Regions from separate parts of the Homo sapiens genome. Here region 2 is linked to region 1. The links are chromatin loops, found by intact Hi-C in ENCODE. Cell type or tissue: mammary epithelial cell. All regions are shown on one strand. Links, peaks and the distances in the headings refer to the core of each region. The heading gives the core; the rest is flanking DNA.

Region 1 (15,284 bases), core at 4,006-12,005:
GGAGGTCCAGGCCCTTACTTTACTATCTCTGACCCTGTTTACAGAAGATCCACCCAGTAACTATGACATTTAACTGTGGAGTGGTAGAGTTTTTATACTCATGAGGAAAACTCACACTAGTGGCGCCAAACCACTGGGCGTGGCCTAACACAATTTCTGATAGCCAGGGGAGCTGGGGTTGGGGAGGGTGATTACTGGCATCTAGTGTCCTGCATCCACAAGGCCACAGGACAACCTCACATAACAAAGAATTATCCCGTCCAAACTGTCAGTAGTGCTGAGGTTGAGAAACCCTGACTTACAAATAATTCTCTGTCCTCCTAAATGTATTCACCTACTCAGGAATCATCAGGCCTTGTTTCTCCTCCTCTAGACACTCAGCTGACCTGGGAAAATTACAAGCTGCTTGACCAACAAGCTCATTATCTTGTTTTTGATGGAGACAGAGCTGAGGAACAAAGACAACAAATAAAACCCCAACTGTGGGGTGAAAGAAGACTTAACCTTGGCTCATAGGCTCCCTTCAAAAGCTAAGTGGTATGTGGAGATCCGTGAGCTGGCAGTTCTGGTCAGAAAATAACAAAGTCTCAGAATTGCTTCCTAGGCTAGGGTCTCTCCGGAGGCACACACAGACGCCTCTTGCCTTCACCTCTGCACTAATCTCATTGCCCCACTTTGAATCAAGGCTTGAAGACTGTGCAAGCAGAATAACCAGGCACTCTCTTCAGTTAGTTCTGAAACCATCTCAATGATTTTGGGAGAATACACTCCCCACAATCTGGCAACAAGTTGTCTGGCTTGGGTTATTTCTAAGTCTACATTTCTTAGTTTCCTGAAGAATACACTGAGCATGCCAAAAGGTTTCAAAGCTACAGTTACGGCATCAGCAACAACTCTTCAACTAGCCTGTGCTTCAGCCCAAAGCAGCACAAACAGAAAAGTCAGCCAAGCCACGAGGGGCCTGGTCAAGCGTCTAACAGTGTAGGATTGCTGCATAAAGAGCAGGATCCTACTACAATACATCCTTTGAAGTGCCTCGAAAATAAATGCTATGTTTAGAAAACAAAGTCCTCTCTCCAGGCCTGGACTCACCCCACTCACCCCACCCTCATCCCTATTTCACTGAAAAGCTAAATATGAAAAAGTGCTTGGATGTTTACATATTTTCATATAGAGTAAATTTTCCTTAAAGGGCCATCTTCTTAAGAATACAAATCCTCCAAGAATGGTCCTTGAGCTGCTCAAGCTTTCCAACCAGAAAATATGACTATATTGAAAAATACGACTAGAAACAATAGGACCAGCCTCACTTCTTCCCCATAAAAACAATTCCAATCACTGAAGGTCTTGCTGGCATCTCTGCCGCCATCTACTGAGTCAAACTGGCACATATTCTAGTAAATCCTAACCAAGAAAGGTCATTGTTCTGTTATGTTTCCATTTTAACTCTTACCATGTTGTATTACAATTGTTTGTATATAACTTTACTTCTAGATTGCAAGTACCCATGAGATACATAGGATGTCTTATTCCTCTCTTAGTAGCTAATCAGGAAATGGTTGTTGGATTAAGTAATTTTGAGTGTTGCACAGGGCTTCTCCAAAAAAGATCATCTCAAGAATTTTCTTTAGGACTCCTCTAAAACCCAGAAACTACCATAATTATATCAAACAGAAGAGAGCAACTAGTTTATTTTTTAAGGCTTTCAGAGTAGCTCCTTCTACAACTTTCTTTATTGACCCAATACCAGCCTTCACAATCTCCACCATCAGCAAATTATTCTGTCTCAAATAAAAATGGTTTATTATTTAGTTCTATGGCTCATGTGGCTTAGAGTTTGTTGTATCCTTAAGGTGAGGGCTTTTGGACACTCAAAGGCAGAACTGTGATTATATGTTTGTTTTTTTCTTCCCAAATTGAATAACCCCATTCCTTCAACTTTTCTTTCTACATCTTCACGATCTATACATGCTCAAAATTAGTAACAGTTTTCTTAATGTGAAGCCTCAAACTAGTTTCGATGCTCTATTTAGCATTTAAGCAAAGATGATTTCAACAAGTGTTTGTGGTGCCTGCTATTATCCCTATCAATGGGACACTTTGCATTAGGCAAACCTAACATTTACCAGGCAGATAAATTAGGAGTTGGTGATTCATCTCACAGAGCATTCCCAGGAAAATTTCTTCAAAATAACCATTTCAGTCCTGTTTCATTTAGAAAACATTCATTTTATAAGCAATTTTTCATGGATTACAAATCACAGAATGAGAGTAGCTGTAATCTTATTGATGTCTAATTTATGTGTCACTTGGGTTTAAGATATGCACCTTTTTCTGGTATCTGCTACTGGTGTTATGAGCTCTTCAAGACCTCTTGTTCCTTAGGGAAAGAGTCAGCATGAAAATCATCTCTTAGAAAATATTATCATGTTCATTTGACACCTGAAAAAGCATACCCAGAGGGTAGAAGAAACTTGGAGACTGTTTATACACACAAATAGCATAAAGGACTTTTTTCCATCTCTAGGGGACCAACCTGGGCAAAGGAATAGAAGGAATAGCCTTGGCAATTATTCTCCCTGTCCCTGCACCCTCAAGAAAACAGGGAGAGTCACATTCTCGGATGCCAAGATTAATACCTATGTTTGGTTTCTTGGCAAGCAGGCTCTCTGCACTGCAATCTGGAAGGCCACTGGAATCTCTCTGCCAATGTTTTTCGCATTCTCATTATTGATCCTAGTAGCAGCACAAACCTGTTTCTGGATGTTGTGTTCAGAAGCTGATCAACATTAAGTACTCACCTCAAGGAGGCTGGCCAAAAACAGCCTGCAGACTTTTCAAGCTGACTTTTCAAACTGTTTGCTCTTTGGGTTGGTCAGGGCCTGCAATCAAAACTCATCATCATTAATTCATAAACGCCTAACTCTTTAAGCAATTTGGCAAAAATCTTTTGACAATTCAGTCCCACTGCTGGGGGCTGCTTCCAAAATGTACATTACCAAAGTGTGTGAGCAGGCTGGACATGGTGGCTCACGCCTGTAATCCCAGCACTTTGGGAGGCCAAGGCGGGCAGATCACCTGAGGTCAGGAGTTTGAGACCAGTCTGGCCAACATGGTGAAACCCCATCTCTACTAAAAATACAAAAATTAGCCAGGCGTGGTGGGGGGCGCCTGTAATCTCAGCTACTTGGGAGGCTGAGGCAGGATAATCACTTGAACCCAGAAGGTGGAGGTTGCAGTGAGCCAAGATCGCACCACTGCCCTCCAGCCTGAGTGACAGAGGAAGACTCCGTCTCAAACAACAACAATAACAACAATATAGTCAAAATGTGTGAGCAGTATGAGGCGAAGGAAGAGTTCCAGGAGAAAATGGATGGGAATGTGTTGTCACACATTCTGATCTGTGTACAACCAAAGTGGTAGAAGGGTGACATGCCCTTCCTGTTAAGCACAAACCCACCTAAAGCTCACTCTATTTATGATAGTATTTTTATTATCTGACCTAATAAAACAAGATAACAGAATTTAACCCATACAACTGTTCCTTGAGTGGAAAAGATGGATCCTTCTCAGTGTGGCCCTAACACATTAATACACATGAAAGCTTAAAGGTAGAGTTTGCACCCAGTGGAGAGCTAAAAATGCTTGGTGGTGATTATTGCTGCAGTTTGATATATGACATGATAATGGAGACCCCCCACAGCCACAGTGGAATTTCCACTAAAGAGCTAACTGGATAGAGGCAAGGATCCATGTAGGCAAATCTTCAAAATGTAATTTTATAGCCTCTATTTTAAAACTGCAATACTGCTTCTTAACCAAGCTTATGGCATACAGTTGGGGAAGAATACTATAGATTAATTCTTTAGAGTGGGGTCGGGGGAAGTCAAAATTACTTAAGGACTCCGTACCTTTTCCTCTTTCTACACACAAATTACATCAGTGTTATCTTCCATGTTCCTCTGCATTAGAAATCAAAATGGCCTCCATACTGGATTGGCTTCCACATAGTAGCTCTACCCTTTATCCTCCCTTGTGTTACATCAGTAAATTGGGTAGTCCGCAGTAGGCTTTTCCAAATGAGAAAATATGGTAATTCTTTTTTTTTTTTTTTTTTTTTTTTTTAGTCGGAGTCTCACTCTGTCACGCAGGCTGCAGTGCAGTGGCACAATCTCAGCTCACTGCAAGCTCCACCTCCCGGGTTCACACCATTCTCCTGCCTCAGCCTCCCGAACAGCTGGGACTACAGGCGCCCGCCACCATGCCCGGCTAATTTTTTGTATTTTTAGTAGAGATGGGGTTTCACCGTGTTAGCCAGGATGGTCTCGATCTCCTGACCTCACGATCCACCTGCCTCGGCCTCCCAAAGTGCTGGGATTCAGGCGTGAGCCACTGCGCCTGGCACCAAATAAGAAAATATGGTAATTCTTTACTATCTTTATCCACTCAAAAAGCTTCATTTAAAGTTGATGGAGGCCAGGAATGATGACTCATGCCTGTAATCCCAGCACTTTGAGAGGCCAAAGCTGATGGATCACTTGAGGTCAGGAGTTTGAGACCAGCCTGGCCAACATGGTGAAAACCCATTTGTACTAAAAATACAAAAATTATCTGGGTGTGGTGGCGGGCACCTGTAATCCCAGCTACTCAGGAGGCTGAGGCAGGAGAATCGCTTGAACTCAGGAGGTGGAAGTTGTAGTGAGCTGAGATTGTGTCACTGTACTCCAGCCTGGGTGACAGAGCAAGACTGTCTCAATAAATAAATAAAAAAAAATAAAGTTGATGGAAACAAGAAATCAAATTTAGCCTCAGTTTAGGACAGAGGTTTCAAATTAGTGACCTGCAGGTCAAGTCTGGTCTGCAGATGTGTTTTGTTTGGCCCACACAGTACTGCTCACATCAAATCTGCATGTCCAGCTTCCAAGAAGGTAACACCGAGTCCACAGCCCTGCATAATAAAAGTTGCCTGGAATTTATCACAATTGTCCCTTTCAAAAAGTCCCCAGATCCTCCTTTCCCTGACTGTGATACATTTCACTCATTTACAGTAGTGCCAAAACCTCTATAGGTAGACGCAGATCCTCAAGGTAGGGAGGGTACTTGTAGAAAATTATCAATTAAAAAAAAAAACTAAAAAAACTATATAAATAATAGTGTCTTTTTTATGTACCCAATATATTTTTATTCAAGAACACAACAAATTATAACTACTAGCAAACTGACAGCTTTATACACCGAACATTTGTTAAATGCCATTTTTTTCTGAGAAAGAATGGAAGAAATGTATGAGCTTTCTATGAAATGTACAAAGTTAAAAAAAAAAAAAAAGGCCTCTGCTATGATTTTTGACTTAACATATGCTTTAGCAATCCAACAGAATTCCAGGCACCTAAAAAGTAACAGGTTTTCACCTTTTAAAGTTAAAAAAGTGATTAATTTAATGGTCATTTCTTAGTTAATTCAGGATTTAGGAAAAGTTCTAAATATTAAAAAAATTTTTTTCATTAGACTAGACTTCTGTTCAACATCTCTAAACCTTTCCAAATGAATGAATTTAATAGAAATTCATTTTGATACATGCTTGACTATAATAAACAAAAATGTAACTAGTTACAATTAAATCTTTCAGACCTTGGAAGAAATATCTTCCTTTCCTCACTGGTATGGTAGAAAGAAAACCTAATATGAAATCAGAGAAACTTAGTTCATCATGACCCTTGCTTTGCAACTGCTATGTAAAGCAATCAATGGCAAGAGGAAAAAAGGAGAGAAGACACGCTCAAGACAGCAAGACCTAATAGAACACATGAACGTTGGTTAAATCTTCATTGGAACAATTCAAATGTTAAAAGGCATTTTTAGCAACTGGTGAAATTTGAATATGGACTGGCTATTAGATAATGCTAAGGAATTATTATTAGTAACTTTTAAAATACGTTGTGTGTTTCCATTAAGGTTGTAATCTTGCTAGCAGAAATTGTGTGCAAAACAGGTATTCGGTAGATGTTGTTGATGCTGATGTTGAATTGTAGTATTTGAAATTTAGGCTGAAGGTCAAGAAGCATTGGGAAATAATTTGTACCTTTTCAGAATTACTGAATTTTAGAGTTGGAAATGACAAGAGGAGGTATCTAGTCAAAATAAATTTATCTTAAGCATGAGGAAAAGGACACATAGCTAGACAGTGGTGGGGCTGGTCTAGAATGCAGGTTTCTGTGCTGAGGCCCAGATTATACCTCCTTCAGTGTAGCTTACATGGAGGCTCTTATAGCTTCAAAGCCCTCTGTAGCTCACAACTCAATTCTTTCTCCTTCCTCATTTAACTTTGTAATCTTGCTCTTCCTCCCAACTCCATTTTCCATCACCAGGCATTTTAATTTATATTCACTTGACAACTTTTACTTTCCTTGGGAAAGCTGCCAAAGGCAATGCTAACTGAGAAGGAGTAATAATGAGAAAAGGAAAAACAAGGCAAAATTAGAATAACAACAACAACCGCTGTTTAAGCTTTCTCTAGATTTATATACCTACTTTATCCTCCTGGCTTTCATGAAGACATTTTTTTTTCTAAGCTCTGTCAATGGACACATAATAGCTTTCTATCAATCATATAGGTCTCAAAGGAAAAAAAAAAAAAAAAAGGTTTTAAGCCGTTGGCACACAAAGAACCAGTGCTGCCGAAATACCTCTCCCTTTCCATTCCTTTTTTCCATCCTTTATCTGCTCTTTTCAACAGCCTGTATGAAGGCCAAAAATCAAAATATTATTTTGATAAGGCTTTTAGTAATAAATTGCTTTTTAAACTATGCACATGTATTACTTTAAAAATGCTACGTTTTAGAAAGCTGAATTATAATTATCCAGTATTCTATTTAGCACCAAATGGAAAAATTAAAAACTCAGCTTGAATGCTTCTGAATTTATAAGATAAGCCAGGCAACCCTAATACAAGTGTGGACAGATAACTTAATCTCAGCAATAAGTTGTACCAATATATCAAATACTTTAAAGAAGGATAAACATATAAATACAAATGAGTAGACATATGGGATTTAGTAAGTACAAACTAAGTAGAGAAATGTGTGTTTCTGGGGCCGATTACAAAGGAATTACAGCTATCTTTTCCTAAGTTCCTCTATCATGTTATACACTTACACTACACATACATTATCACTAATCCTCACAACAAGCCTAAGGAAGACTGCCCATATTTTATAAGTGAGTAAGAGGTAGGACCAGAATTTTAATATGAAGCTGTCTGACTCCCCGTTCATCTTCTTTCCACTATAACATAAAAATACATATTCAATTTAAATTTAGGATGGGAAAAGTTATGCTCTTTGCTCTTATTCTAATAGCAGATCATTTTCATTTTTTACTTGAAATTTTTTTTTCTTTTTTTAATAACAGAGACGGGATCTCACTGTGTTACCTAGCTGGTCTCAAACTCCTGGGCTCAAGCGATCCTCCTGCCTCGACCTCCCAAAGTGCTGGGATTACAGACATGAGCTACCTTGCCCAGCCAGCAGCTCATTTTAACCATGTTCCATGGTCAAGGATGACATTTAGCTAGTAAGCTCTGGTGTGGCATAAGGGCTAAAGGCTGTTCTGATTAATTAGGTATCTGTTCTGCTTGATTTGTGCCCATGCCATACTAATCATTAAATATTTTTAATATTACACCTGTCCATGGCACAGAACTTTCAGAGTTTTCAATCAAATACTTATTCAGACACTTGAAATAATCCAAAACCACTTCTTATGACATATTTTCCATACCTATAGGTATCACAGGTCTACTTCTATGCAAAATTCGACTGGTCTTCTCTCTAAGTAATAACATGCCAAGAGTCCCAGCTTTTATACTAGAAGCCTAAGCTTTGCCATATTTATATATATCAAAGCATGGGGCGCATCTTTAAATCAGCAGTACAAAATTACTATACTCTAGGTTTTTGCCAGCAAGTCCAACCTTGAAATGATTTCCTGCTTTTCTGGTCAAGTCAGGCTTGTAGCATTTCATGTTTGGGAAGACAGTCTAACACACAGGATACTACCCACACCTTCCTCAGTTCTTGCTATCATATTACATCACCAGAAAGTAATATATCTGGACATTAGCTTATGTCCTTAGATAAAAATGCCCTACACTGTTTCACACAAAGTTATAATCTTGGATTTTATCAAGATTCAATATAAGAAATGACCATATGGGGAAAAGGAAGCAATAGTATAAATATTTCAAAGACAAATCTAAATGTCATCATAACAAAAGTGTGATTTATTTCTGAGATCTTCTTACTCTAGATTTATTTATAAGTTAGTTACGTTAAAATCAGTTTTTCCCAACCAGCATACATAAGGTGTTGTACAAGCTCCCTCAGCTGGTTAAGATATAGAACTACCAAAACACATGTTCCATTAGGTTGACTGCGTCATCCTCTTCAGAAATTTCTGTAACTGCAGCCTGAGATCGAAGAATAGACGTGATGTCATTAGATAATTTGTCAAAGCCATTCTGTGAACATATATTTGCCACTTCTTGCCACTTTTCTATGGAGCAAAAGGAATCATTTATCATAAGACTTTCTACTGCATCTGTGGGGAAAAAATACAATATTATAGTATGGCACTTATTTGATAATCTATACTTTAGTGATTCTTCAAAAATAGAAAAGGACATAATTTCAACTCAGTTACTGTTAAACTCTACCTGATTCCCCTAAGATTAATGATATAACATGCAGTGCTCAGTCAAGCTCATGGTAAGTACTCGTGTTAGTTCCTTCTCCTCCTCCCTTATCATTAACCTCTTCATGTCTCAATTCAACCCTCTACCACTTCTCACATTTCACATCTCCACTCATCTCCTTCTTGTTAAGGCAGCAGATGTTGAAGGCTATAAGGCAGGAGCTCAGAAAGTGATGAATGTGGGCTCATCCTTATTCACAGAGTCTATAAGGCACCACTAGAAACTATGAAATAACTGTAAACCTATAGGTCAAGTTTTCATGATTTCAAACACTTATATAAATGCCTTAGTGGAGCTAACCCAAGGACTGAAGAAACTCTTTGACAAACTCTTTATCCTGTCTCTAGCTGGAGAACTCTTAATGATGGGGCTTCTATAACAAATATTTTTCTTAAGGAAATAAAATCATTTTGTTTGTTAAAGAAATTTAATATTATTTACTTTTAAAAATATCTTAGTGATCTATCAATTTATGGAACTCATTTCTTATCTATTACCTGCATTACTTATGGTACTTCATAAAAGAGGATCACTTTTTAGAATACTGTCATCACTATAATTTTATTTCTACCATAATTATTATTTTTATATGAAAATATTTTAGTTGATATCTGTAATGATAATTTCAAAATATAAAGTTATCTTCCAAAATATGTTTTCAAGTAATTTAAAATGAAGTTGTCTGTTCAACTTCCTATATTAAATTAATGAAAAGAAAATAAAAGTGAGTTTTAATTATTCTCTCTCTCATTTTTTTTGAGGCAGTGTCTCACCCAGGCTGGAGTGCAGTGGCACAGTCACGGCTCACTGTAGCCTTGAGCTCCCTGGGCTCAGGCGATCCTTCCACCTCATCCTCTCAAGTAGCTGGGACTACAGGTGCATGCCACATGTGGCTAATTTTGGTATCTTTTTCATAGAGACACGGTTTTGCCATGTTGCCCTGGCTGGTCTTGAACTCCTGAGCTCAAGCGATCCACCCGCCTCAGCCCCCCAAAGTGCTGGGATTACAGGGGTGAGCCACTGCACCCAGCCTAATTAGTTATTCTCTAATTCACAGCAGAGTTAGGTTCAGAGTGAATAACATATGTAAATACACATACATTTGGTTTAGGAATTAAAACATATAGTTTATATCTACATAACATTTAAAATACATATAAAAGCTAAATATACACATATGTCAATATATACAAAGTTTTTAGTGTTAGTGATCATAATTATTGTAATATTCCCCTCAAGCTTCATAAAGATACTCCCTTCATTCTAATTCTCTCAAGAAATATATCCTATTACCAATAGATTATTATTTACATGGCAATCTTTACATTTATAAACTCCTAAAGTTAACTCTTGCTAAGAAGGAACTCTTAGGGAAATTTGAGTTAACTCATGCATAACCATCTTGAACCTCTCCCTAGATAACCCACTACTATTTCTCCCACAACATTTTATTCTACTTACCTATCCCACCTTTATTGATTTCTTGAAGTAGCTTAATGCCAACTTTTTTCATGTCTGCAGAGAACAGATGAAGTATAGCAAGACCAAAAGATAAAGATGGTTGTTTCTCATTCAACTCTTTAGTGAGACACTGAATTAATTCAACTTGGGGACATGACATTAATAGCTGCAACAGGTCATCTGAAGGCAAAAATGAAAAAGTTTATCTCAATGTCCTAATATCATAAATCAACTAGAAACTAGGACTAGCTAATGTCTATACCTGCCAATCAACAGTTTTTCTAATCCTTTCAAAGCCCTCAATGACCCACTCCAACCTAAACTCAACGGTACTATCCCCTAGCCCCCGTCAAAAAAAATCATGCTCAGCATAGCAAAAAACAAAGGAAAACTACCCATAAGAGTATCCAAAACATAATCAAATAATTATAATGAAAAAAATGTGGTATAATAAAAATACAGATTGGCTACTAGGAAACCTGAATTCTAATCATAGCTCCATCAGTCACTTACTCTTTTGGAACTCAGTTTTCACATCTGAAAAGTGTAGTATTAGAGGTCTCCATCTAATACTACAGTTTGTTTGTCTATATCTTGTTGCTCATATTTGGACCAAATTCTGGTGAGTATAATGTCTTTCTTTCTGTGCCTTGCACAGAAAAAGCAACTCAGTAATTTTTTTCCTAAAACTATCAAGCATTTAGAAATTCAAAAATGAAAACTTTAAGAAGCCAGTAGCTATTTCAAGTAGCCAGAGGTGGAACCATATGAAGTTTCCTATATTTGGCCACAAAAAGAACAATTCCATATGGGTTAATCTCTATTGGGTTAACCCAATAGTTAACCATTGAGGTAATCTAAAGCTACAATTATGATTTGTATTCTTAAATTTTTTCAAAACAAAGTCTCACTGTGTGGCCCAGGCTGGAGTGCATGGCTCACCATAGGCATAATGATTGTGTACTGTATCCTCAAACTCCTGGGCTCACGCAGTCTCCCGCCTCAGCCTTCCCAGTAGCTGAGATTACAGGCATGCCCCACTCTATACTCTCAAATTTATAAACTTGGTATTAACTTCCTAAATATTTTAAAGTAAAAATATTATTTTGCGGCCACAATAGAGGTAATTTTCAGAATAACTTCTGAGAGCCTTTCAAGGACTACCCGAAACATAATTTGAACTCTGAAAGCCTTGGGTTTTTAAAATGTATTTAATATATAGAGATGGGGTCCCACTATGTTGCTCCAGGCTACTCTTGAACTCCTCGTCTCCCTTTTTCTTACTACATTTCAAAATCCATTTTATTTTTTAAAAAATTATTATTATTATTATTATTATTATTATTGGATAAGGTCTCACTCTGATGCCCAGGCAGGAATGCAGTGCCACAATCACAGCTCACTGCAGCCTAGAACTCCTGGGCTCAAGCGATCTTCCCATCTCAGCCTCCTGAGTGGCTGGGACTACAGACCCATCCCTAAAATTTTTAAATTCTAAGAGTAATTAAAATCTATATCCCATGTCTAAACATTAACTAATATAATTCTTACATATGGAAAAATAATAGTTAACAACACAGAAACTGAAACTGTATACTTAGGTAATGGAATATTAATTAATACCTACTATGCCAGATTCTGTCCTGTCACTACATAACCAAATCACTTAGCTCTAGCTGTGCCTCAGCCTCTCTGTGGAAACATACTATTTTTGCATCTATAAAATGGGACAATAACAAAACCTACCTCATAGAGTCAACATAAGGATTAAGTGAGATAATCCATGAAAAAAAGCCTAGCTATTATTACAATAATAGTATAGGGCATGCTGTTATTAATGAAGAAATTTGTAACTTAAAAAAACAACAACATAGATTCTAAGAAAAAGTCAATTAATTGCTTGAAAATGACCAGATTCAACAACTACTAAAACTCCTTTTTCCTGGAATAATGTGACCTAAAAATGGCCATGTTTGGTTCCATTTTGCATCTTCTTAGAACTGGGATACATAGCCTGCAAATCAGGACAGGCACTGGCCTGGGGGATGGGGAGATGTCAGCAATGCCTGTACTTACAGTTATTGCCAAACTAGATCCAGAATAAGAGCTCTGCTCTTCCAACTAGGGTCACCCTAAGGTCCACAGTTCTCTCAGATTACCGTTCAATTGTAATCTCAGATTACTGTTCAATTGTGTTTTAAAATTTTGAAATAAATTAGAAATTCTTCATTTCTGATGCTTATATTACAGTTCAAAACATTATATATCACAGGCTGGGTGCGGTGGCTCACATCTGCAATCCCAGCACTTTGAGAGGCTGAGGCGGGCAGATCACAAGATCAGGAGATCAAGACCATCCTGGCTAACACGGTGAAACCCTGTCTCTACCAAAAATACAAAAAGTTAGCCGGGCGTAGTGGCGGGCACCTGTAGTCCCAGCTACTTGGGAGGCTGAGGCAGGAGAATGGTGTGAACCCAGGAGGCAGAGCTTGCAGTGAGCCAAGATCGCAGCACTGCACTCCAGCCTGGCAACAGAGTGAGACTCCATCTCAAAAAAAAATATATATATATATATCTCACAAATAAGTTATTTTTAAAAATCATATATGTAGTATGTTCTAGTATATCTGCTAAATCTATCTTTAAAACTGTATATTTCCAGGACTATCTGGCTTATTAAATGTTTGTATTTTGAGGAAATACATAATATTTTTGAATATCCAGCATGAAAGCCAATCAGCTCCAGCTTACTATGTTCATGAAAAATTACACAAGAAATCTCCTACTTATTGGTATATATAAAATTGATTTTATAACGTAAGTTTAAAGTAGTGCTTGCTATTATGGGTAATCTTACAATTAAAGCCCAGAATTCAAATGTATACAAATGGCAGACTTTTTAACTTACCGGTAGTAAAGTCCTTCAACTGCTGTATGTACTCCATGACCCTATGAGTCTGACCCTGTTTACACAAGCAAAGAATAGCTTTCTTGTGCAGGCCACATTCACTGTAGACAATCTGAGCTAAAGCCAGGCACTTGGCCTTGTTATAAGTATCCTGCTCCCCATAATCACAAATCACATCCCCAGCCTCCTCAGAAAATGTCAGTCTAGAACAAGCAGATCAATAAGACATATGTTAGAAAATTCCTGATGAGTGGCTGAGACTGAAATATTTGAAAATTCAGCACAGTAGGACTGGATTTTCTACTACCTGTAAGAATTCCAAGTTACAATTTAATAGGCAATTGATTATGTAATTGAAATGATTACTTGTCAATTTCTATCACCCCGATAATAGTCAATATGAAAATAAAGTTATTTGGAATGTAGTGGTGTATTTGCTAAGAAAATTAGATTTCTACAGGAAACTAAATGCATATATATATATATTTTTAGATTGAGTCTCGCTCTGTCACCCAGGCTGGAGTGCAGTGGCGCGATCTCGTCTCACTGAAACCTCTGCCTCCCTGGTTCACACGATTCTCCTGCCTCAGCTTCCTGAGTAGCAGGGACTACAGCCGTGCGCCACCATGCCTGGCTAATTTTTGTATTTTTAGTAGAGATGGGGTTTCACCATGTTGGCTAGGCTGGTCTTGAACTCCTGACCTCAAGTCATCTGCCCACCTCGGACTCCCAAAATGCTGGGATTACAGGTGTGAGCTGCTGCACCTGGCCACCACGTCTGGCTAATTTTTGTATTTTCAGTAGAGACAGGGTTTCACCATGTTGGCCAAGATGGTCTTGAATTCCTGACCTCAAGCGATCCTCCCACCTCTACCTCCCAAAGTGTTGGGATTAGAGGCATGAGCCACCACACCCGACCACTAAACACTTTCTGATTAATTGCAATAGGGACCTGAAGTAAATGTTCAAGTAACATATTGATAAAGCTATTAATATTTTTAGAACAAACAACTTTATTAACGAAATGTCAAAATTAAGTTAAAAGCTTAACTTTGCTTACCTTTCCTGTGTAACCCAATTGGTAACTAAATCTAACCGTTTTTCTGATAATCCACATTTGATTCCTTCCAGGGTTAGAGCTGCATCAACAGGACATGGAAAAGCATGACTTGTGATAAAGAGGGCCTCAAAAAATAAGAGTAATGGAAGAGGCTTTCCTCTAATTTTTCCAACAGCTACAGAAAGGAGAAAATTTTCTGAGTCAAATACTTTAAGAAATAGTTTGCTTTTTCTTATCTCATATTACTATTTTTGTGCCTTTGCTTTTCTAAAACTTTAACAATCTAAAATTACACATTTATAATTTTTAACTCATGCTTATAGATTAAACTTTATCTAAATGACTAAATATCACGTGCCATGTGAAGATGGAGGCAGAGATTGGAATGATCTGCTACAAGCCAAGGGAGGCTAAAAATCGCTGACAACCACCAGAAGCTAGGAGAGAGGCATGGAATGGAATCTCCCTTAGAGCCTCCAGAAGGAATGAACCCTTGACACCATGATTTCAGAGCTCTGGCCTCCAGAACTGTGAGCGAATATATTTTTCTTTTAAGTAATAGGGTTCTGCTGTTAATGAGGCCAATTTGCTATGACCGAAGAGAACAAAAGGTGCAGCTGCAGATACACAGAGGATAAAATTCCTAATGCAAACTATCCTGCTTTAATGACCAATCAAATGAGGCAAATATAAAACTGGACATTTAAAGGAATATACTTAGTCTAACATACCCTAACTTTGAAAATAATTCAATGAGGATGACAAATTAGGATCCTGAAATTTACATGTAGATTCAGCCAGTGACCAAAAAAGTATGTCAATCCCAAATCAGCATGACTACAATTCATTTTTTATTAAGCTGTATGTACACTCAATGCTTGAACTTGCAGGGGAGGAAGACTGTCAATTTGAACTCTTAATTAATCCATCAGATTATTTTCCTTTTTGTGAGCAGAAAATAAATTTACCACCATATCTTATTTCCTAGATTTTTCTTTAATTCTCCTCCTCAAAGTCAAGTGAGACAGTTTAGAGAGAACTACTGGATATGGATGTCTTGGAATTTAGAGAACAAAAAGACCAGAGCCTGATATTTGCCTGGA
Region 2 (15,284 bases), core at 4,500-12,499, 340 kb before region 1:
GGTTTCTTAGGAGATGGGATTGTCAGTGACAAAACTGAGACGTTCTAGACAAGTTGGTTACCATTAAAGTGAATGTACCCAGCCTCTGAAAACAAACAAATGAGAGGAGAAATGAGACAAATTTTGTTTTAAATAGCTTTAAAGTAGTAGATAATTATAGTAGTAGGGATTAAGAGCATGGGCTCAGTCATGTGGGGTGGGTTCAAACTCTTTTTACCTATGAGAGAGTTAAGAAATTGAACGGCAGTCTCAAATTTCGGGGCATCTGTTTCCTCATCTATAAAATGGAGATAATACTAGCACCAGCCTCCCATAGTTGTATGAGGATTAAATATACTTAGAAAATGCTCAGGATGAGGACTAAATATACTTGCAAAGCGCACTTAGCACTCAAACTGTTAGCTATTCTCACCATATATAGAGTGTATATATCAGAATACAATACATCTTTTAAAATTCTCATGGTAGGCCTGTTACCTTTTGGCAGACAAAGAATTTACAGCCGAGAAAGATTAAAGTGGAAAATGTAAATAGGTAAGACAAGAGGAAGTCATAGCACTGTTAATACGCTAAGCACAGGTTGGGAGGTTCTGTTCACTCCCCACAGGTGGGCCACAGACCCTGCGCCAAGGGAGGGGTACATGGTACTGTGAGCCATGGGGGTCCACAGGATGAAAACTTACCCATCGTTGTTGTGAAGGGGAATCTTTTTCAGTGCCGAGATGAGGGAGAAATTTCCTGAGCATCTTTTAGAGAAGACCCTGTGACATAGGGCTCAAAGTCCTCAACAGGCCTGAAACGAGTTGTTTCTCCTGGGCTGTTCCTCATGAAGCCCCCGCTGTGTGACCTGATGGCGATGCTGCCACAGAGGTTGTTCCATAGGCCAGATCATGTGGCAGTGCGCGGTGCTCTCTGCCGGCCTTAGGTAGATTTCAAAGGACTGGGAGAAAACAGCCTAGACGGCATATCCTTCAGGCCATCCTTAAATAGTGTTGTTTGCAGCAAAACTTTGCCAACAGTTGAGCAACAGGGAAATGAGCTGGATATTGTACTTCCTGTTTATACCTGGATGCCAGCTGCTTTATGTATCTGTGAAATACAAAAATGTGCATCTAAGTCAACTAATCCAGGATTGGACTCTTGTCTTCTCACGGAGGCTCAGGATGCTGGTGTGCATACGTTTCTGAATACTAGGCACAGAGTTTGGCATAGGAAGTTGTGGAATTTGGTGTCTACCTCAATGTAGGGACAAGGAGATCGAAGGCCTTAAGTTCTCTGCCATAGAGTGTGGGCCAGGGAAACTTGATCCGGAAAAAACATGCCAAACAGATATAAGCTTGCAAGTACCCGTAAGAGCAATTTTTTTTAAGTACAGTAGCCAAAAATGTTTGGTCCTGAACCATGAAACTTCTTGGTATATCTTTCAAGGTAAACCAGAAACCAAAACATGTACTTAGAGAGCAGAGTCAACTTGCCAGATGGGATTAGTGACCATAAACTGCCTAAACGTTGGGGAGTACCAACCAGGATTCATGACTCTTTTTGGCAGTTACTCCATTTAACTAATCCAAAAATTGTATCACATAATTAAGGCATAAATTTTAAAGCATGGGGATCAGCTAAGAAGCCATTGGTTTACGCTGCTATACTTTTCTGCCCAATACTGAGTCCTTGAGCCTGGCTCTCCTGGGAGAGTTCAGGGACCAGTTCTGAATGAGGATCTGTGTAACCAGGTGTGGTACTGATCACATCAGCCCCACAGCCAACTCCCATCTACAGAGTTAGGACAGTCAGCGACGCCCTCCGTTATACATCAGTCTCAGATTCCCGCCCCATCCTTACCAAGATCAAAGCACATCTGGCTGGTACACGGTGGACACTGGGAACCCGAAACAAGCCTGCACCTCATAGGATGTGCCTGCCCTGTGGTGCCTGGGCTTGGCGTTGACCAGGGATTGGTGTGCATCTTAGATGGCTTACTGATAAGGCGGTAGCCTGCATTTTGTAGGGAGAAACAGATTGTGCTTTTAAAGGATGGTATAGATCATGTTCCAGTTTGAGTCCCAGGGAGTCGGAGAGGGCACAGGGGCTGGGATGGAGCTCCTGGGAGAGTGGAGATGGCACTGCTTAGCATGCAGCCCCACAGTGTGGATGCTGTGGATGATGTTAATTTTAGAATTGCTGCTGACGACCAGTACTCTTAATTGCTTAGTATTTTACTTTAAACTGATTAATATATCTTTTTAAAACTTTGCTTTAAACTAATATTTGTGACATGAGTTTAATATGCTGGGGTTTAATTTTTGCCCTTGGAGCACCCACCTAAAATTATCCTCTCCCCCTGGCTTGGGCAACATTGTCACAAAAGGCCACTGTGTATCATCAAGCATCAAAAGAGATGCCTTCATTCCAGTCCTCAGTGAAAAAACAATGTACATGTAGCATCAAAAGAAGAAAGGCTCCTGGTTTGAATTACTGGTAACAACTAAAGTCTGGCCCACCCATTGCTTCCAACTTAGGGAGTTCTTGAGCCTGCATGGACAGGGTCATGTGGGGAAACTTGCTCTGAATCCCTCTCTAAGGTGCTCTGTTGCGCTCAGCCAGGCCTTGGTGCCATTATTGCACTGAAGCAAGGAAGGAGGATGTTGAGTTCCAGAGCCACCTTCCATAGCTCCGAACAGGGAGAGACTCTCAGAACCGGCCCTCCTGTGGTCTTGGAGGCTGGCTGCCTGGGCCATCCTGTGATGGGGCAGCCTCTCCAAGGCAAGTGGAGGTGTGCCCCAAATCCAAAGTGAGGTAGAAGACCCAACACAAGTGTAGGAATTAAAATACATAGGATTTGAGGAGATAAAAGTAATCAAGATGTAAATAGCTTTCTGGCGTAGCTCCCCCTTCAGCCAGGCAATACCATACCCTTGGTTGTTTCAACATTAGCAAAGAGCTGAGCAAATAAAAGGGAAGGAAAGAGGGTGGGAAAAGAGCAAAAGAAAGCAGAGTGGACAGAAGATGGTCAGGTGTCCTGTCCTCCCCACCCCCCCGCCAACCCCTCATCCCTTCCCTCAAAGAAGGCTTGGCCTTCTGCTCCACCTCTCTTTGCCTCAAACAAACCAAGTATATTCGAAAGGAACAGATTCAGGCAGAGCAGTGTTAGACTTCCTTGCCCTCAGTTTGGACATGAAGCTTCCTTGTTCTCAGTTTGGACATGACAGTTTTATTTTTATAAGAACTATCTTGATATAAATGAGCTTTCTTCTGTATTTTTGCTATTTGTGAAACAGCGACACTCGAATTCATTTCAATGGAAATGTAGCGATTTCTCATCTTACTCAAACAGCCAAATAGTTTTCTAAACAAATTTAGCAAGAGAATTAATCATGGCCACGGCCCAGTTCCCATGACATGGTATGGGTACTTTTCTATGTTCTATAAATTTAAAAGTATTAGCAAAAATTAAGAAATTGCTGCTTACTAGTGTTTAGGAATCTGAGGGTATTTATAAAGATCACACTTAGTGTGCCACCTGTAAAGACTTCTGTTGCTCCTCCTGTAGACATCTATAAGATTTACAAAATGAATCTGACAATTTCCAAGTTGTTTAATGGAAATCTTTGCAAGATTGGCATACATTTGCATCTTCTAATAACTATTAACTGTTAGCCATCAAGAAAGAAGTTTTAAAATGAACTAAGATGGATACTAAGCTCAGAAAAAAATGATATGGCTTTGTAATAAAGTGACATTATTAATTCTTTTACATCTTTGTAGTAGCTTGAGCTAATTAGGACACTTGACTTACAGTAAAAACAATTAACCCCACTTTAGGTTAAGCGTGAATGATTGGAGATGGGTCACATTCACATCAAGAATTGGTTAGTGTCAGATCTGATTCTCAGGGCTCCCTCCCTTCTCCCCAAGGGTTAGTCAAAGAAAATGTCACTCACATGATGAGGAGGGCCATCCCTCAGTGAAAGGGAATTGTAGAGTTTTATTTGCACCGGTGACTTGTGCATCTTTTGTGAGTTATTGCATTTTTGCTGACTGGGTGTTCAAACAAGTTTCTGTAGCAACAACAACACAAGATGATATAAACCAACAACCTAATTCACCCAGGATCCTTCATCTGCAATTCTCAAAGCCAAAAGGTTCAGAATACCAGAAGATTTTCTAAATAACTAATTCGGCAGCAAAACTTGACCTGATATGAGGCTACTGGGTGTCTTTATATATTTTGTTATAGAAATATTTAATTTCAAGATGCTGCCTCAGTTTCTGCTGGATATATTACAAGTCCAAAATCCACATTTTTCTGAATTCCAAAATGCATCTGGCACCAAAGGATTTCAGCTGTATGGGGTGGTTGTCCTCCAATATACATCTTAGTGAATATAAAATTCTGGAATTTTCAGGCTGGGAGACACCCTGGATGTAAGGCGGCGGTGGCGGGGCATGGGGAGAACTCCCTCACTTCATGGATGGTACAATGAGGCCCAGGGTCATTAGCATCAAGCTAATTGTAAACTGAAGTCACTCACTCATACCTCACACCAAACTTCACAACAGTGCATGCTGAGTCTGATCACTTTTAAAACACATTTATGATCTGGGTAAAATAATGAAGCTTGAGTAACTTATAGTGGTGGCAAGAAAAGCCAAAATTCTTAAAGTCCATCAACCAAAATGAATTACTTCTAGGATAATAAAACACTTTGGGTTAATGGTTATAAATGATTCTGTCTAAAGGAATACAGTAATTATTCACACAGTATAAGATGTATTATTTACTTATTTGTCCACTCAGTAAACATTTATTAAACATCCAAGTGCCAGATACGTGCCTAGGAACTGAATAGGAAGTCCTGAAAAGTATACTTCAGTCAAGATTATATTTTAGGTGTGAGTGGAGGTCGGGGGAGTTCTGTGGGTTTTAACTACCAACACATATTTATTGAGTTGTTGCTGTGTCTAATGGACTATAAACTCCGCATCCAGAAAGAACCTGCATTAGGTGAATCACTGAGCAAGAATTAGAGGCCAAAGTTCCAGGACATGAGATGCCCTGCTTAGACTTGTCACTATCTCCACTGAACCTTCTCTGGTCAGGCCACCACCATCTTTTACATAGAATATTGCAGTTGCTTTGTAAGTTGCATTCCTGCTTCGACCACCATCCTCTGCACAGCAGCTAGAGGGATTATTTGAACTTTATGTGAGCCAGATCACATAATTGCTTTCCTCAAAACCCTGCAATGATTCATCTTACCCACAGTCAAAGTCCTTATGGCAGCCACCACCCTCCGCATTGCGCTGCTTCGCCCTGGCTGCTCCTTCCCCTCGCTGCTTCTCCCTCTGCCTGTGACACTCTTGCCTAGAATCTGCATGACTACTTCCCTCCTCTCCTTCAAACCTTTGCTCAAATAAAGCCTATGCTGATGATCTCTTCTAGAATTGCAACTCATTCTGCCTCTACCACTCCAAGTATTCCAAATCCCCTTCTCCCGGGTTTACCTTTCACCTTGTAACATACAGTATAATTTCTGTGTTATGTTCTTGGCTATTGTCTGTTTCCACAAAGGTAGGGATCTTTGTTCACTGATGCCTCCCACCCACTTAGGACGTGCCTAGTGTGTGCTGGAGTCCTGGAAGTAGCTGTCAGGTGAATGAAAAGTGTCATAGGACTGGAGGGTGGAGCCTTGTGGAGGAGCGCAAGTGATGAGGATGCAGAAGGAGGAACAGATAACTTGGTTTCTTTGTGTCAACCTGTGACATGCAAGCTTGCACTCCAAGGGCCAACTACAGGAGGTCTTAGAGGTTTAGGCAGGCATGTGGCATAATCGGATCTCCACTTAGTTCTCCTGCCCCAGAGCAGAGAGCAGACTGGGGTAGGATAGGATCAGAGGTAGGAGCCCAGGTGGTTGTTCCAGAGTGTTCATGCTTATTACTGTTTTTACTCCTCTGAGTACTGCGATGGTCAGATAGTCTAGCAGCTCTCAACCAGGAGTGATTTTTTGGACATTTGGCAGTGTCTGGAGACATTTTTGATTGTCGCAACTGCAGAGTTGCGACTGGCATCTATGGATAGAGGCCAGGGAAGCTGCTAAAAGTATTACAGTGGACAGGAGAGCCACCACAACAAAGAATTACCCAGCCCCAAATGTTGATAGTGTTGTTGTTAAGATCCCTTGCAGAGAACGTCCAAAAGACCAACTCTCAAACCTGAGAACACCCTTGTTTACGATAGAAGCAAAATAAGCACATCCTATTCTCCAGTCCCGCGGGCGGCTCCATTACTTACCTCTTGACTCCTTGCCTCTGTCACCGCTCTCCCTGTGTGCCCACCATTTTTCTCTGGGCTTGCCCTTCAGCCTCACTGTTCTGCTGAGAAGGTAGAAGAACACTGCAGAGGCCCGAGCCTCAGGAGCTGGAGACAGATTTGCAGCCAGGAGATGTGGTGTCACTGTGTGCGCAAGTTCCGTGTGTGACATGGTGTCAGAGGGCTGCTGGCCTGGCTTGTAGTAATTCCTCTGTAAATAACTCTCCTTAGCCAGCCTTATGTAAAAGCTAGCCTGGGTGGGTTTCCTCCCTGGGTGGGAGGCCATGGGCTTGGCTATGTGTTCTCATCTTCTGATATCTCACTAGGCTTTGTGTATCTTTCACAGTTCCCGTGGCTGTAGAATTTTGGATCCTGCGGAGTGGGTTTTGAAATGAGCAGAGATTTTGTAAAAAGAAATCTTTCCTATGAATTCTGCTGGAGATTCTCAGGCAGGGAGCCTTTGTGAACAGGAGCAGCAGGTCATAGGCAGTCCACGCTTAGGATGACCTGCAGCCCCAGCCCTGCGACTCTCCCAGCTCAGGGTCAGTGCTGAATGCCCACTCTGTGGTGGCCTTTGTGGTACACACTCTACACACAGGATCCCATTTAATCCTCAAACTCCCCTGGGGGTCCCCTGGCAGGGAGGCTTCTCAGGCTGAGGTCTGGGCAGTCACACAGGGCCTGGTACTCAGGAGGGCCCTGCGGTTGGTTGCATGCTTTGCTGTCACTTGCTTGGAATTCCTAATCGTTTTTTAGCAAGGGGCCCCACACTTCTGTTTTGCACTGGGCTCCAAAATCATTGGTGTTTATGAATCCCTGGGGAGATGCATGTCTTTCCTCCTTCATTTCTTTCACATTTCCAAACTCTGTCTTCAGCATTACCCTTAGAACATCAGAAGTCCCTGCAAGGCCCAGAGCTCCTGTGCCCAGGATCCAGGCTCCCTAGGTGGCCTCAGCCACCCCTTCCTGAGGGGCTGCAAGGGCGGGGGGTTTTGAAGATCTCTGCTGTCTTTTCCACACCCTCTACCAATACTCCCTCTTAAGTTTGGGTGAAATTACTCTTCCTCTCTCTCTTGTTCTTATTACCTTTTAACCTCTTGCACTCAAGGCATTCCCTGGTTTTGCATCCTTAATAAGGTTAGGTTTACAGGAGACAGCCACAACCTTGTCTTGTTTCACCTTCAGTACCATGTCCTGGGCATACATTCACAGATACAGGAAATAACTTTGTGGGGAAGGGTATTAACTCCACACTTGAACTGCCTGAATCCTCATTTTTTTTCCCCCTATTGCTAGCTTGCTCTGTGACTTGAGGCAAGTAATACAAACTTTCTATGCTGTTATTTCCTCATCGGTTCAGCACGTATTTACTAGCCCCGTTGAGGGCCTGGCGCTGTCCATGGGGTTAATGATAATGCCACCTCCTAAGCACTCACGGGCACTCACGGGCACACGGCTTGGTTAAGTTGGTGAGAATCCTTACTGCCCACCTGCAGGGCTTGCTTGTTTATCTCAAAGTCGACTTCTCACAGGTGCTACTGTCTTTTTTGTCATTTGCTCATCATCTTTGGGCTTTCCGATCCAGTGGGGTAGAGTTTGCCAGCATGTGACTGAAGAACCACTGCATTAGAATCAGCTGGTGACCTGCTGGGCACTCTGAATTTTCAACAATCTGACATGCAAGAACACACTAGGTGGAGAATGGCTTGAGCAGGCAGTGGTTCTCAGCCCTGGGGAGCTAAAAGTAATGAAGTCTTGCTCTGGTCCAGACCAACTGGGAGGAATATCTGGGAGGGGCGCAAGCATCTGTGTCTTTTAAATGCTCTCTCTGTAGATTCTGGTGTACATTGAGGGTTGGGAACAACCATGCCTGGCCCTTTACCATATCAGGCCTTGGAACATGGGTTTTAAGAACACTATTAAATACGAGCCTCTGCCTGCTTTCAGTTTTCCCCTCTTGGACCAAATAATTGGGAGAAAAGGCCATTTTCTTCCCCAAATGGTTTGTTCTCTTTGTGTGCTGGAACATAGCCTTTTCCTCTGTGAGTTTGCAGTGCCAGCAGATCAAAATTATAATAGCAAATGACAAAAGCTAAGTTGTAAGATAAGGCAGAGTAACTAAGACTCTAGGAAAGGCCCATAGGGCACTTCATAGTTCCTGGCACTGCCACCTTACAGGGCTCGGATGTGACCACACATACAGCAAGTTGTTCTGTGCTGAGATGTGAACTTAATAGAAAGATCCTGACCTAGCACAAAACCCGCGGGTTAAAATAATAGCATAATGTATTGATTCATTCCTCAGTGCCAGACACTGGGTCATGTGTTGTTGTGTTGAATTCTCACAATGCTATGAAGTGTGAGTGCTAATAATCTCCACTTTACAGATGGAGGAACTAACGATATGAATGACTAAATACCTTACCATGTCACACAGCTGGCAACGGCTGGTATATAAATCCAGTTCATATATTTAACTGTTCAAAATAAACTAGTGGTAGAAAATAAGCAATGTCCCTTAGTAATGAGGTCTGATTTGATATTCACAGACTAGATCTCCCCATGGCCAGGCTTCAGGACTGTAGCAGAGGGAATTGGAAGGTTGCTGTTTCTCTTCTCTGGTCTGAGTATAAAATCAGGGCCACGGACTGGTGAGGATTTGGTCTTGGCATAAGAGGATTTTTTTGGTTTAGATGGGTGATTTGCTCTCTACCGCCATCTGCTGGCTCTCTGTACCAAGCATAGGCCCAAGCTCCACGTTTCTCATCACAAGTGGCACAGGGTATGGTGTCCAAATGTGGACACCTCATCTGTGTGGTGAAACGCCTTCAGTTCACAGTGTCAAAAGTAACAATGATGTGTATTTCTCCAGGAAAGAGAACTTCTGTGGTTTTAAATAATGAGGATGGTTTCTCCTGTTTCTCTTAACTACTGATGGATTTGTAACCATATTCCAAATACTAGCTTATATTTCTCTGACTCCCAGAGCAGAATAGAAAGCAGTATAAGACAGCTTCGTTGCCTTCTAATGCTGCAGCTGCCTTGGTCAGCCCAGCTGGGACATCATGATTACATTTCTGTTCTCTGGGTTTGTGTCAGAAGTAGAAACTAAGCCTGGATAGACAGGAGAAGGGAATTAATGTCAGAACTTTGTCAGGGATCTGCCATTCACCAAGGTCTCACCAGAAGGTTCCCAGAAGAGACTGTGTGGTTCTCTTTACCACTCTTGCATGCAGAAGAACAATTAGGTTAAAAAAGGATGGCAATGGGATGTTATTAGGAAACATGAATACAGCTTTTGACACACTGATGTCTTCCTTTTTAAAATGGTTATCTAAGGAATGAGAGTGACCTGGTATTGTATCTATTGCCTGGTGGACAGACGCCATGAGATTGACTTGTCTGATGTGACAAAAGACAATTGATGTGTTGAAAGAACTGAGTACTTAGGGAGAGACGCAGTTGCTCTCTGAGAGAAAATGTTCACAGCTCATTAAGTTGATATTGCAAGCAATGAAAATGTAGCAACTCCTTCTCTTGTTCTCTTCCCTTCCACCCATGTGTAGCCAGAAATAATCCTTGCTAAGCTCCGCCTTTACGTTGGTTAGTTCAGTGGAACCCTTTTTCAAATGAAATCGGAGATGGTGAGGTGTCAAGGGAAATGCAGCAGTGGGATCCTCAAACTCCCGCCTCTTGCTGTCCTATTTCCTGGCCCTCTCCTTGCCAGGAACCTGGCACTCTTCTGAGGAATGCAAGAGCTCCCTGGATATGGTCTGAAAAACACTGAGTGCCATGTGACTTGACTGGTTCATTAGTCTGGGCTGAGTTGGAAGGTTTTGGTCTTTGTTCCTGAGCCTCTTAAAATTTTTTAAAAGAGAGGATATATAGATATATATTTAATGTCGATATTTAATTCCAGGTTGTGGGTTATTATAATCTTTTTTCCTTGCTGAATTTATTCCCCCAAATAAGGTTAAAAATAGCAGGACAATAAATACAGTAAAAAAGTAGATTATTTAGTTTTTGCTGATGTTGGAAAATCATTAACTCTTTGCTTCCTGATAATGCTGAAGAGTACAGCATTAAATCCTTTCTGTAATAAAGCATAAATAGATACTTGACCAAATACAGCTCCAGGCCCTTGGGACAAATTCAAGTCATTTGGCCTTGAGAGGCCAGACATGCTGTTGGAGGCCTTGGGAGAACTGGTGTGTTCATGCTTACAGTGAAGCCATGGATTCCAGACCTGCCTGGAAAAGGGCCGTGTCTTTAAAACAATCAATGGCATTATAAAAGGACTATGATCTGAATATTCAATAACAGTTAAAATATATAACGTATCACTAAGATGTAATGTATATGTCTATATCTGTATACAATGTATGTGTATATAGGTACACATATACATTTGCATCACTTTAGTTTTTGATGCATGGATATCTGCTTACATATGTCTGGCCCCTTTTTCAAATGTAATCTTCATTACGGTAGGGGCCTATCTTGTTCACTGTTAAGCTCCACTGTCAGGCACAGAGTAGTGCTGAATAAAAATTTCTGAAATAAAGGAATGAATATATCCCATCTTTGAATGTTCTTACTGAGTAACAAGGGTGGTATCTTTTATTTCTTGGCATCTCCAAGGACTCAAATATTTGATTTTGATGTTTTATTTCATTTGCTCAGTAATCTTTATTGAGCATCTACCACGTGACAGTCACTGTGCCAGGTATTGAGGATATAGCAGTAAATAAAACTGATAAAACTCTCTTCACAGACCTTTCTATTCTACTGAGAGGAAGCAGACAATAAATACAGTAAAAGTAGATTATTTGTTTTTTGCTGATGTTGAAATATCACTGACTCTTCTTCCTTCCTGATGATGCTGAAGAGCAAAGCATTAAACCCTTTGTGTAATAAAAGTAGATGATGCAAAGCCTGCTAGGGAGACAACTAATTCAGCCCCTCCTCCCAAGCCCCTGCAGGAGCTGAGAAAAACACCAGGGAGAAAACGGGAATATGTTGACTCCTGAGTGGTAATGAAACCCCGAAAAGGGTAGGCAAAGAGATCAGGACAAGGAGGGGGGGCTGTGGCAACAGGATCATGGGCGCAAGGCCGTGTGGTTCTCTGCAGCTGAGCTGCATGCCCTGTCAGCTTGCAATGACATCCTGACTGCTTTCACCATACATCTGTCCTTCCCATCCTTGAAAGCCCATCCTGATGTTTGCAGTGGAGGATTTTGATTAATTGACCCTGAACTACTGTTGCCAGGGTGTCTCTACTCCTCCTGGCGGGAATAATACATCGGCCTGTGTGCTTTTTCCCACCATTTCAAGACCTGTAGCAATGAATTCAGAGGAAGGAGTAAAGACAGTTATCTCATGTATTTGTTTAAAGCCTTATGCCTTGAAAAACTACTTTCTCTTAATAAATGCATTTATCTCATTGGATCCTCTCGGGACCACAGTGAAGTGATTAAGATCAAGATTATAGTTAGGATGTCCGCGTACCCCAAATTACCCCTTCTGTTGTCCCAGCATCCCAGCTGGTTTAGTATTTGTCTTGGCTTTTTTTTTTTTTTTTTTCTTTTGAGACAATCTTGCTCTGTCGCCCAGGCTGGAGTACAATGGCACAATCTCAGCTCACTGCAAGTCCCTCCGCCTCCCAGGCTCATGCCATTCTCGTGCCTCAGCCACCCGGGTAGCTGGGAATACAGGTGCGTGCTACCATGTCCAGCTAATTTTTCTATTTTTAGTAGAGACGGGATTTCACCATGTTGGCCAAGCTGGTCTCAAGCTCCTGGCCTCAAGCGATCTGCCTGCCTCAGCCTCCCAAAGTGTTGGGATTACAGGCATGAGCCACCGTGCCTTGCCATTTTTTTTTTAATAGACTTTATTTTTTAGGACAGTTTAGGTTCAGAACAAAATTGAGAATGTAGAGAGACTTACCATATACCCCTTCCCACCCACAACACACATACATAGCTTCCCTCACTATCAATGTGCCCCACCAGAGTGGTACATTTGTTCCAGTGGGTGAAGCTACCTTGACGTGTCATTATCACCCAGATGCCGTAGTTCATGTTAGAGTTCACTCTTGGTGGCGTATATTCTGTGGGTTTTGACAAATGTGTAATGACATGTCTCCACCATTATAGTATCCTACAGGATAGTTTCACTGCCCTAAAAATCCTCCATACTCTGCCTGTTCATCACTCTGCCTATTTATCTCTCTGCCCCAGATTTTTAATTTTGCAGTAAACAGTTTTTAGAATGTTATAATTGAAAATACTTTGATAGAACTATTTAGTAGGTCTTTCAACATAAGAAAGCTGCTTCCTTAGTCAAATACTTCAAAGTATTATGTAAATTTAGTTTTAGAGCCTCTTAAAGGCGTTCTAATTGGAATGACAGATTACTTGGTCACCATAATTACAGTCTATATCTTAAGGGGAGAAAAATTGGTCCCCAGCAAGGAAAGAATACTCCTATGTCTAGCCAGCTGGACCTAGAGCAGGAGTAGAGGCCAAGTCCTCGAACGTCTGATACTTTCTATCCCAGAGACACAGTGCCTGCTGGGGAGGCAAATTGGAGCCCATCACATCCTGGCCTTGTTTTAAAGTATTTAGGAAATTGATATTGCTTCTGTATTTCTAATTCGGATTCAAAAACTCACTGCCTAAACAAATAACAAACCCAGTAAGGAACAGAACAGACTGCAAAAAATCCAAGATACTGAGACTCAGGCAAGTGAGGACCTGCCTAGGGAGGATGAAATAGTACTACTGAGAGGGACGTGTGGACTTTAAAGGAGTACTATGCTTTTGGAGAAGAGGCTTGTGGAGAAGATTCCATAAATTAAGTCGGTGAAGAATAGTATTTTCACTGATAAATGTTTGATGGTATTTTGAGATTGAAATTGGAGTTTCATTTGCATATTTCTGAGACATGGTGCATCTGTTTATTCCGTAGGATATATCTAGATTCTGATCAAATATGTATTAAACTTGTTTAATATGATCATCAGCTGTTCTGTAGTGTCACCCACGTATAATTTTAACACAATGTTATTCCTAAAGGTTGAACTGATTCTTCTCTGATAGCAAATCTGAAGGAAATTATTCTGAAGGTTAGGTTTTCATGAAGACCAATTTATCATCTTATATTTACTTGATGATATAGTATTTAAAATACATTCTACTGTTTAAGACCAGCCTGGGCACCACATAGCAAGACCTTGTCTCTAGAAAGAAAAAAAACTAGTCTAGGCATGGTGTTGCACACCTGTAGTCCCAGTTACTTGGGAGGGTGAAGCAGGAGGATTACTTTGAGCCCCGGAAGTCGAGGCTTCAGTGAGCTACAGTGCTACCACACTCCAGCCTGGGCAACAGAGTGAGACCTTGTCTCTAAAAAATAAAAACAAACAATCCTGCTGTAGAAACACATAGTTATCCTAAGTCAAGGAAAAGCAGCCACTCTTTTGCAAACTAGATTACAAGGGGTGGAGGAAACATCCAGCGCTTGTAAGAAAATAACACAGAATGGGCTGGGCGTGGTGGCTCATGCCTGTAAACCCAGCACTTTGGGAGTCCGAGGCGGGCGGATCACGAGGTCAGGAGATCGAGACCATCCTGGCTAACACGGTGAAACCCCGTCTCCACTAAAAATACAAAAATTAGCCGGGTGTGGTGGTGGGCATCTGTAGTCCCAGCTACTTGGGAGGCTGAGGCAGGAGAATGGCGTGAACCCGGGAGGCGGAGGCTGCAGTGAGCTGAGATCGGGCCACTGCACTCTATAGTCTGGGTGACAGAGCAAGACTCCATCTCAAAAAAAAAAAAAAAAAAAGCACAAAGAATGGTGGCAGAGTTGATTCTCTGCCTCCAAGAGTCTTTAAGATGTGTCACATTTGATGGTATCCTGGTTAAAGGGCATTTACTTTAGGGTTTTGTGTGTGTGTGTGTGTGTGTGTGTGTGTGTGTGTGTGTGAATAGTGTGAAGATTTGCTTTTGTTTTACTTATTTTTGTCAGGCCTCTCTATCCGGAGCGTGTGCTGGAAAGCAGACCGCCTTCTAGCAGGGACCCAGGACAGTGAGATATTTGAAGTGATTGTGCGAGAGCGAGACAAGCCGATGTTGATCCTACAGGGCCACTGCGAGGGTGAGCTCTGGGCTCTGGCCCTGCACCCCAAGAAGCCTCTGGCTGTGACAGGCAGCGATGACCGCTCTGTCAGGTGAGGCCCTACCGCCGTCACCTCTCTGACTTCTTTGAGATGGATTTATTTGCCCAAATTTGCTTATTAATAGAAGGATAAAGTGCAGAACAGAACCACACAGTTTCCAAATGAAACGTTAAGACATTTAGCTCATCAAGTGGGTTTTTGGCATTTTGCTCCTGCTGTTGTCTTTCTTGGCTGCATCTTAAATCATGGAAATGTTTTTTAGAAGTGAAAAATGCTTCAATACTGGTGATGCTGGCTTCCAGATCTTTCTAATTGGAGATTTATGAGCTAAGCACACTCATCTATGATGAAACCATATTGTCCCCTCGTGCCCTTGGTCTTCTGCAGGGGGCTGCATGGAGATTTTACAATTTTGTTAAAGGCTCTCTCATTCATCATCATTAGAACTTAAATTCTGATTCTCAAAATTGTCTTTAGCACATGAATAAGCTATTATTTCTTTTTAAAGTCTCAGATGAAATTTTGAACAGCATCATCAGATGAAAGAATCATGGGGCCTGAGAAAGTAGTTTACTCGGAGCCTCCAGCTTTCTTGCTGTGGATCATTTTTATTCTTTTGAGAGCCCAACTGGGTAAAATGAGCACAATGACTTATGATTCCAGTATTTTTGTACCTATTAAAGGAATGAACATATGACTTAAAGGTTTGGGATGAAGAATGTTACCCCAATTTCAGTATTTTATTACTTAGTGCTGAGCTTTAGATATGCTCAATGACAAACAGGCCAGAAAGAGGGA

The links. A loop is a pair of places that touch in the nucleus more often than their neighbours do. Peaks named below come from ENCODE experiments on the same cell type or tissue, not always from the same donor. Only the 100,000 strongest peaks of a DNase experiment are listed, where the experiment ranks them.
Region 2: it touches region 1 in a loop (12-fold over the local background); 17 of 110 quality-filtered maps call a loop at or near these places.

The regions. Positions count from the first base shown.
Region 1 is chr2:55,167,389-55,182,672 of GRCh38, forward strand. It overlaps CLHC1 (clathrin heavy chain linker domain containing 1), which reads right to left. Exons shown (of 13, transcript NM_152385.4): 10 at 14,182-14,356; 11 at 13,122-13,324; 12 at 10,214-10,393; 13 at 5,159-8,598. The coding sequence ends at 8,402. Among named protein-coding and RNA genes, the nearest start is that of CLHC1, 57 kb to the right of the region's middle. In mammary epithelial cell, for the core only: a CTCF peak has its summit at 8,380 (motif pointing left); no DNase peak of the experiment used is centred there.
Region 2 is chr2:54,829,712-54,844,995 of GRCh38, forward strand. It overlaps EML6 (EMAP like 6), which reads left to right. Exons shown (of 42, transcript NM_001039753.4): 8 at 14,336-14,537. Among named protein-coding and RNA genes, the nearest start is that of EML6-AS1, 86 kb to the left of the region's middle. In mammary epithelial cell, for the core only: a CTCF peak has its summit at 9,039 (motif pointing left); no DNase peak of the experiment used is centred there.